Regions from separate parts of the Homo sapiens genome. Here region 1 is linked to region 2. The links are chromatin contacts, found by Hi-C or POLR2A ChIA-PET in ENCODE. All regions are on one chromosome and are shown on one strand. The core of a region is the stretch at or near the end of the contact, and the rest is flanking DNA. Distances in the headings are between cores, read along the strand shown. Region 1 holds the start of RANBP10 (RAN binding protein 10). Region 2 holds the start of PHAF1 (phagophore assembly factor 1).

Region 1 (4,549 bases), core at 190-2,689, 700 kb before region 2:
GAAAACGATTTAGCCAAAATTTTTGTTTTAATCCGTATGTATGGCTCTCCAGGCTGATGGAGCTGGTCATATTTTGCAGTACCCAGAGGCTATACACCTGAGTACAGGCAGAAGCTACCCAGAGGATGATCTCTCCAGGCTTCTAAAGTATTTCTTTACTTGTTCAATGGTAATATTACTACTTTATACAGTTGTTGTGAGGATTAAATATGGTACGTAGGCCGGGTGTGGGGGTTCACGCTTGTAATCCCAGTTTGAGAGGTCGAAGTGGGAGGGTCGCTTGAGTCTAGGAGTTCGAAACCAGCCTGGGCAACGTGGTGAAACCTCGTCTCTACAAAAAACAAACGAACAAAGAAACACCCAAAAATTAGCCAAGCGTAGTGGCGCATGCCTGTAGTCCCAGCTACTCGGGAGGCTGAGGTAGAAGGATCGCTTGAGCCCGGGAGGTCGAGGCTGCAGTGAGCCGTAGTAGTGCCACTGCACTCCAGCCTGGGCGACAGAACGAGATCTTGTCTCAAAAATAAAATATTTAAAAATGTGGTATATAAAGCATTTGGCATATAGTACATTCAATACAAGCTGGTTGTTACTAGTAATGATAAAGTGCGCCTACCGTTTTGCTAGCACGTAACGTCTTCACTGGGCTAAATCAGCCCGATTCTAACCATTGACTCTGTGGTGCTGGAGCCCTAGATCAATGGTCAGAGGCCAGCAGGAGGTGCAGAGGTCCGGATCAAGTGCCATTTCCCTCTCTAGAAGTACTCAAACCCTCATCTCTGCCCTCATCCCTGCCAGCGCCTACCTCGACGCGGACGAGAAGCTGTGGTACCGCGACTGCTGGCAGGCCATGACCCACGGGCAGGCGGGCAATCAGCACCCGCGGCCTGGGAAGCTGTGGTAGCGTACAGCCGGTCGCCATGGCGACCAGGCCCCAGAGGCCCCCCCGCGGCGGGGGCGGAGTCAGGGATGCGCCACGCCCCCGAGCCTAGCGCCCGCGGGCTGGGAGTAGGACAAAGTAGCAAAGGTGGACTGGGACCCGGCAGCGGGTGCCCTGAGAGTCAACCACTACAGCCGATTTGACCCCAGGTACCAGAACTGAGGCAGGGGGATGAACAGAGGCCATGGGGAGGGAAGTGTGCTGAGAGGCCGGAGCCGCTTTGCCGGCGGGAATGGTAGTTTTCGGTGTCCCGACGTCTCGATGGGACAGGCTTATGGCTGAGGACGGTTATACTACATCTCCCAGAATTCTCTACCAGCCCGAGTTGCTCCGCCTCTCGAGAGCTCTGCATTGTGGGGTATGGAGTTCGAAATGTGGTAAGGCGTGTCAGTGTCCAAAGAGGGGTGCCGGACTCGGACTCGGTTTCCCTGCGGCCCAGGGAGGCTCACGGGCCATTGGCTGAGCGGGGCGGATCTGGTCCCGCTCCTCCCCGCCCCCAGTGACACAATAGTAGCTCCCTCCAAGATGGCGGCAGCGACGGCAGACCCGGGAGCTGGGAACCCGCAGCCTGGGGACTCCTCCGGCGGGGGCGCTGGGGGCGGGCTGCCGTCCCCTGGGGAGCAGGAGCTGAGCCGGCGCTTGCAGCGCCTGTATCCCGCGGTCAACCAGCAAGAGACTCCGCTGCCGCGCTCCTGGAGCCCCAAGGACAAATACAACTACATTGGTCTCTCCCAGGGCAACCTCCGCGTCCACTACAAAGGTATCGGCCCGTCAGGCTGGGGGGAATTAAGGCTAGAGCGTCCGTGGGGTGGCTCTGCTGCCAGGCCCCCGCCCTATCACCTCCCTTTCCCTGCCTAGGTGCTCCAAGTTAGGGCTTGGCCCTTTCAGGATGTCCAGGGTGGTGAGGCTGAACAGGCCGAGGGCTGACTGCCTGTTCTCTGTCCTGAGACACCTGCCGTCAAGAGAACCGCAACAGGTGTCCAAACCCAGTGCTGGGCCGGACCTTCCACTCCAGGGCCTCCGTGCTTATCCTAGGCTGGCGCCAACGGCAGCGGGACCTTTCGCCACTGCTTAGAAGAAAGGGGTGGTCACATACCTACCATTAGCGTGAGACTCATGGGCTTCCCCACCTGCCAGGCATCCTAGACTGAGCCTGGGGTTCCGTGCTAGAGTTTGGGGGGTGTCTTCCAGGTCGGCCTCATCCTTCTTCCCCTGGCCTCCCAGGTGGGCTGCCTGGATTCTAGAGAGGCTGCCAGCAGCACTTGAGTATCTCTCACATTGCCTCTACCCTTGTTTTGTTTGTATGGGCAGTGTCTCAGGCAGGACTGCTGTTCTCAGGAGGAGGTGAGGCAAAGGTGGAAGGTTTAAGTGTTTATTCAGTTGTCTAATGATTCCTCGGCCTGTGTAAGTGCGTCCTCTGGCCACAGAGGAGTGGAGTTGTCATGGAGGAGTTGCAGAGAAAAATGAGGCTTCCATTTGCATTTCCTTCTGCTGAAATTTCTTACTTGCCCTCTCCTGTTAGGTCATGGCAAAAATCACAAAGATGCGGCCTCAGTGCGTGCCACCCACCCCATACCTGCTGCCTGTGGCATTTATTACTTTGAAGTGAAGATTGTCAGCAAAGGAAGAGATGGGTAAGCCCTTCATGACCACCCTCTTTCCCTGATCATGGAGCTGATCCCTGTGGTCAGAGTTCAGGTCCTTTGGCTGGCACTTGTTGCTGATGTGAGCTGGGGAGCCGCATGGGTCTGGGCTGCCATTATTTCCTGACTGTGGGCATGGTCTGGTCTAAGCAGCAGATCTTGATGGCCAGTGGGTGTGTTGGGGGTAAAGCAGGGATTATTTTTAGTGATGATGTAATTTGATACCTAGAAGGTTAGGCAAACAAGTAACAAGTTTACTTTAAAAATTTAGTGTCCAGAATGGAGTTTCCCTCATGAGCATGTGGTGTTTTTGTGACTTCCTTCCTTTCACATTCTTGCTGTATTCATGAGGTTCTTTTTTATGGCATTTAGTCATGTGGAGGCCCTGGTAGCCTTCAAAGAGATAGTAGAGTCTTTGCAGCATTCATGAAAGCTTCTGTGGCCACCGGCCTGTCATCTCAGGGTAAACAGCATACACATGATCAGAATCAGGTGACCTTGCTGCTCATAAACTTGTTTTTCAGTCCAAGGACTTGAACACTACTAGTTGGATCAACTTTAGGAAGGTCCTCATTAAAGTCAGCATTAGGAGCCAGGCACGGTGGCTCACGCCTGTAATCCCAGCAATTTGGGAGGCTAAGATGGGCAGATCACCTGAGGTCAGGAGTTGGAGACTAGCCTGGCAAACATGCTGAAACCCTGTCTCTACTAAAAATACAAAAAAATTAACTGGCATACCTGTAATCCTATCACTTCAGAAGACCGAGGCGGGCGGATCACTTGAGATCAGGAGTTCAAGACCAGCCTGGCCAGCATGGTAAAACCCCATCTCTAAAAAAAAATTCAAAAATTAGCTGGGTGTGGTGGTGTGCACCTGTAATCCCAGCTACTTGGGAGGCTGAGGCATGAAAATCACTTGAACATGGGAGGTGGAGGTTGTAGTGAGCTGAGATTGCACCACTGCACTCTAGCCTGGGCAATAGAGTGAGACTCTGTCCCAAAACCAAACAAAAAAAAAAGTCAGCATTAGGGAGACTCCCTATTTTAGGATGATCCAAGCAGACACAGGAAATCATAGGGGAGATACTTAATTTTTTTTCTTTCTCCCAGTCTCCCTTTTTTTCCCAGTGATTGTGACGAAGCAGGTGTGTAAGTTATGAAGTAACATGACTGCAGCTACCTTGGAAAGGCTTTCCTCATCAGACTTTAGGTTTGGTGTCTGAAGTTTGCCAACCCCTCTGGTGACCATGCCAACGCTGAGGGTGTGTTCTCGAACATTCAGAACTTCTTTCTCCTAGGGACTGTCCCCTTTGTAGTGCATGCAAAATGCTTGGCCAAGGGACTAGGCTGGGGGCAACACTGCCAGAGTCAGAGCCTTGCCTACTTCCTCAGTGATGTAACTTCTCTGCCTGAGAGGTCTCTGTGGTCTTGGGTAGATGTTGGAGCTTCAGTCTCCTGATCTGCACTGTGAGGATCCAGGCCAGCATCTAAGCTGCCTGAACTCCAGAATTCTATGCCTCTGAAATTCTGATCATGGGAAGCTGCTGTATCTTTCTCTCTCTCTCTCTTTTTTTTTTTTTTTTTTTTTAATGAGATGGGGTCTTGCTCTGTCTCCCACGCTGAAGTGCAGTGGCAAGATCACAATCACAGCTCACTGCAGCCTCGACCTTCTGGGCTCGAGTTATCCTCCCACCTCAGCCTCCTGAGTAACTGGGAATACAGGTGCATGCCACCACGCCTGGCTAATTTTTTTTTTTTTTTTTTTTTTGAGACGGAGTTTTGCTCCTGTTGCCCAGGCTGGAGTGCAATGGCGCAATCTCAGCTCACCACAACCTCCGCCTCCCAGGTTCAAGTAATTCTCCTGCCTCAGCCTCCTGAGTAGCTGGGCTTACAGGCATGTGCCACCACACCAGGCTAATTTTGTATTTTTAGTAGAGATGGGGTTTCTCCATGTTGGTCAGGCTGGTCT
Region 2 (3,989 bases), core at 1,441-3,940:
CAACAGCTGAGAGAAGCCTTGCTCTCTCACTCAGTTTTCTGGAAATCCTCATCTCAATTAATATCCTAGTAACTACTTTTTTTTTTTGTCTCCTTGAGACAGGGTCTCTCTCTGTCACCCAGGATCACGCCCAGTGGTGTGATCATGACCCACGGCAGCCTTGACCTCCCAGCCTCAAGTGATCCTTCCATCTCAGCCTCCCGAGTAGTTAAGACTACAGGCCTGGCTTTTTTTTTTTTTTTTTTTTTTGGTAGAAACGAGGTCTCACTATGTTGCCTAGGCTGGTCTTGAACTCCTGGCTTCAAGCTATCCTCCTGTCTCAGCTTCCCAAAGTGTTGGGATTACAGCCATGAGTTACTGCACCCAGTCCCTACCACTGCTTTTGACCAAGGGACTCTGAATACTTGTACCACCAAGAGATCCACAACCTAGTCACACTACTAAGCACAGTTTGAAGCTATGGTTGTGGTTTTTATCCAGCCGTGGGAGGATCTTGCTTGGGTAGAAGCTGTCAAGGAGAGGGGAGGAAAGGAGTTAACCAGAAGCCAAACAGCATTAGCATGGTATCACCAGCCTTCCAACCAAGCTCTTAGTGCTTCACGAGAGAATGGAGCATTTTGTACCAGCTAATATTTTGGAAAGAACTCTGCAGGAGTGGTGTTAAGTTATGAAAGAATTTGGCCAACTCCCCTAAATTAAACCGGCTTTTATGGTTGGGCATGGTGGCTCACACCTGTAATCCTAGCACTTTGGGAGGCCAAGGCGGATCACTTGAAGTCAGGAGTTCGAGACCAGCCTAGCCAACATGGCGAAACCCAATCTCTACTAAAAATACAAAAATTAGCCGGGTGTGGTGGCAGACGCCTGTAATCCCAGCTACTAGTAGGGAGGCTGAGGCAAGAGAATTGCTTGAACCCGGGAGGCAGAGGTTGCAGTGAGCCGATATTGTGCCACTGCACTCCAACCTGGGCAACAGAGTGACTCTGTCTTAAAACAAAACACCAACAACAAAAACTAGCTCTTACAACACACAGGACATATGTAGCCACTAAGCATCAGCAGGGCCTTACCAGCAATCTGTACCACCTGGTTTCTCCAACACACTGTCTCCACAGACATAAGTCTTCCAGAGTCAAGGATAATTTATAATCCAATGGAGCAGCTGATTTAGTCCAGTAGCTCACACTAGAGTGACTAAAGTTCAGGCCTGCACAAACAAACAGCACCAACACCTACCCCACCCCCTTTTCTTAGTGCTGGGACATCAAAGTAAACACACAGGGGTTACTGAATGCAAACATCCTTGTACACATAAAAGTAGTGATGCTGGAAATGGAGAGGGTGAAGGGAGAAGGCTGGGCCAGCAAACCCCAAAACGACCAAACTGCATTTTTTAGAAACTAAATGTTACTTCTCCCTAACTCCTATTTCATCCAACCTTCACCTGTCACAACTGAGGTCTGGGTTTAGGATTACAGCATCCGATACAGACTATATTTCAAAAGAGAGAGAAGCGGGGCCGGGTGCAGTGGCTCACGCCTGTAATCCCAGCACTTTGGGAGGCCGAGGTGGGCGGATCACGAGGTCAGGAATTCGAAACCAGCCAGCCTGGTCAACATGGTGAAACCTCGTCTCTACTAAAAATACAAAAATTAGCCGGGTGTGGTGGCGCGTGCCTGTAATCCTAGCTACTGGGGAGGCTGAGGCAGGAGAATCGCTTAAACCCACGAGGCGTTAAGTTGCAGTGAGCCAAGATCACGCAACAGCACTCCAGCCTGGGCGACAGAGCGAGACTTCGTCTCAAAAAAAAAGAAAAAAAAGAGAGAAGCAAGTCAGCTGTTCCTTTAATACACACAAACTCAACTCCCTTGACCAGAGCCCCAACATCTGATCATGGGTTCCAAGCCTAGGTTTCCCCTCCTAAAAAGGGGAAGGAAGCCACAGCCCAGAAAAGCAGTGGGAGACAGACCACAGGCCACAGTGATGATCAGAGGGGTCAGCCACTTCTCAGCCATTATTTAGTCTGTAAAATGGAAATGGGAATAACAACAGTACCTATCCTCAGGTGCCGGCGAGGGGTACTAGAGAGAATTACGTCCAAAAAGAGCAGGGCCGGGCATTAGGCATTTGGGGAGAGCAAGCTATTATTGTCTTTACTACTACTGTTCCACCGTCCCAGAAGAGACCCTGCTGAGACCCGAGACGAGCAACTGACAGGCAAATCGGGCCAGTTGGAGCGGGTATCTAGTGCCTGGAGCCCAGCGAGCCGAGAGGACGAAAGAGGTGAGGAGCTGCGGGCGCAGGGGCGTGAGAGACTGAGAACAGGTGGGAAGAGCCCAGGAGAAAGCAAGGATCAGCGAATGGGGTCCTGACAGAGGACCCCAAACTCACCCAGCGTGAATTCCCATTGCTCGTTCCCCAGAGAGCGTTCGGGCACTACCTCCAGGTCCAGCATTGGTTCGGCTCGCCTGGCCCGGGCGGCCTCCCTGCGGCAGCGCAGAAGGGACCCGAGCTAAGGAGACAAAGCAGCGGCTGACAGGCCGCCCCCGCCGGCCCGCCACAGCCCCGCTTTCCACCTCCTCCCCGGCGGCAGCGGCAGCAGCACCGGCCCAACACCACACCTCACCTCACTTCACCTCACCTGCAGCAGCCGCGGCAGCGGGGGCAACGACGGCGGCGGGCGCGACTGCAGTAAAAGTGGCGTGCCGGGCCGTAAAGCGCGGGGAGGGCCGGGCGAAGGCGGGAGTGCCAGCGCGAGGGAGGAGCCTGGGGCGGAGCCGCGCACGCGCAAACTGCGGGTCCCGCCGCCGTCTCTGCGGAGGCTGAGTCGGGCAGGGCTGTAACGTTGGGAACTGTTCGGGCTCTAGGAGCAAGGAGCCCAGTACTTCGTGAGCCCCTACATCTGTGCACCACAGCACACACACTTCACATATCTACATAAAGAAGGGTTCACCACACAACACACACGTCACACAGCTGCACAAGACCCGTCTGCTGTCTACACACACGTCCCACTCACGTTCACTGGTAGCAGAAGGCAAGTACAGAGGGCACGCTGAGGCCCAGCAGGAGGGAGGACGCGGAGTCCCTAAGCCTCACGGCCCCCACCGTCTCCGTTGGGGCCGGAGGTGACGCTGGCCGCAGCAGCTTTTAGTTGTTCAGGAATGACGGCCCCACCCAGTCGCCCCTGGGGCAAGGGTCGAACCGTAAGCGAGTGAGGACTGTGGGCGTTAGGGGTCGGAATTGGTTCGGGGAGAGGACTGGGTAGAAGAGGAAGGGGCCAGGCCAGGCCTCCCTGCTGACCACATCCAAATGTGCGCAGTCCCCCGGGACCAGGATCCGAAGCCGCCGGCAGCAGCGTGGACCAAAGCTGTGGGGGTCTTGATCAACCCCTTGGCGCTTTCTGTGCCACAGTTTTCCTAATCTGCAAGGGACAGGAAGGTTCCTCTAGCAGGTTCAGCCTGAGGTTTTGGCCCGTGCCCCGGGACACCCTGAAACTAAAGGACAGCCGAGGCCTATGCTGATGCCAAGCCTTCACGGAGGCAGTCTCTGGGTTCTCACAACCAACCTGAGATGCGAGATTATACCGACTTTACATAGGCGAATACATGAGGCCCAGAGATGTTAAAGACCCAAGGCTCCTTGGTTCTAGGCGCAGAACCCAAGTCCTTTCCATTACATTGCCCCTGGAAGAAGGTTTTCAGTAGGGGAGAGAGTGGCATACTAAATTCTCAAACTGGCTTGATACTAGCGTTTCTTTGGAGGCTCTATCAAAATTTGAAGTCGCTGTTTGATTAAAATGAACTACATGGAGAAGGTTGTCCACTGCAGCATTGTATGCCAAAACAACAGAACTGGGTCACTGAGATGTCCAGTAGGGAAGTGGCTAAATAAACCGTGATATAGATAGATAGATAGATAGATGATAGATAGATAGATAGATAGATAGATAGATAGATAGATAGATAGAGATATGTTTTTAAAGGTGA

Evidence for each region. Hi-C counts contacts between places; a loop is a spot of excess contacts on that map. ChIA-PET counts read pairs that join two places held with the same protein, here RNA polymerase II (POLR2A). Pooled maps may share reads with other maps.
Region 1: a loop to region 2 is called in a pooled map, with 9 times the contacts of the local background. The contact joins the promoter of RANBP10 here to the promoter of PHAF1 in region 2. A Hi-C loop is called at or near these places in 5 of 50 pooled maps. POLR2A ChIA-PET finds 5 or more read pairs at or near these places in 2 of 52 experiments (GM12878 and activated B cell).

What each region holds. Positions count from the first base shown.
Region 1 is chr16:67,803,450-67,807,998 of GRCh38, reverse strand. RANBP10 (RAN binding protein 10) reads left to right here and starts at 1,439. Exons shown (of 14, transcript NM_020850.3): 1 at 1,439-1,697; 2 at 2,460-2,571. The coding sequence starts at 1,463. It overlaps TSNAXIP1 (translin associated factor X interacting protein 1), which reads right to left and starts at 1,110. Exons shown (of 16, transcript NM_001288990.3): 1 at 803-1,110. The coding sequence starts at 849. RefSeq lists silencers at 881-1,000, 1,501-1,720 and enhancers at 1,141-1,370, 1,076-1,695, 1,696-2,316.
Region 2 is chr16:67,108,642-67,112,630 of GRCh38, reverse strand. It overlaps PHAF1 (phagophore assembly factor 1), which reads right to left and starts at 2,690. Exons shown (of 16, transcript NM_025187.5): 1 at 2,392-2,690. The coding sequence starts at 2,455. RefSeq lists a silencer at 2,555-2,814 and enhancers at 2,374-3,115, 3,116-3,858.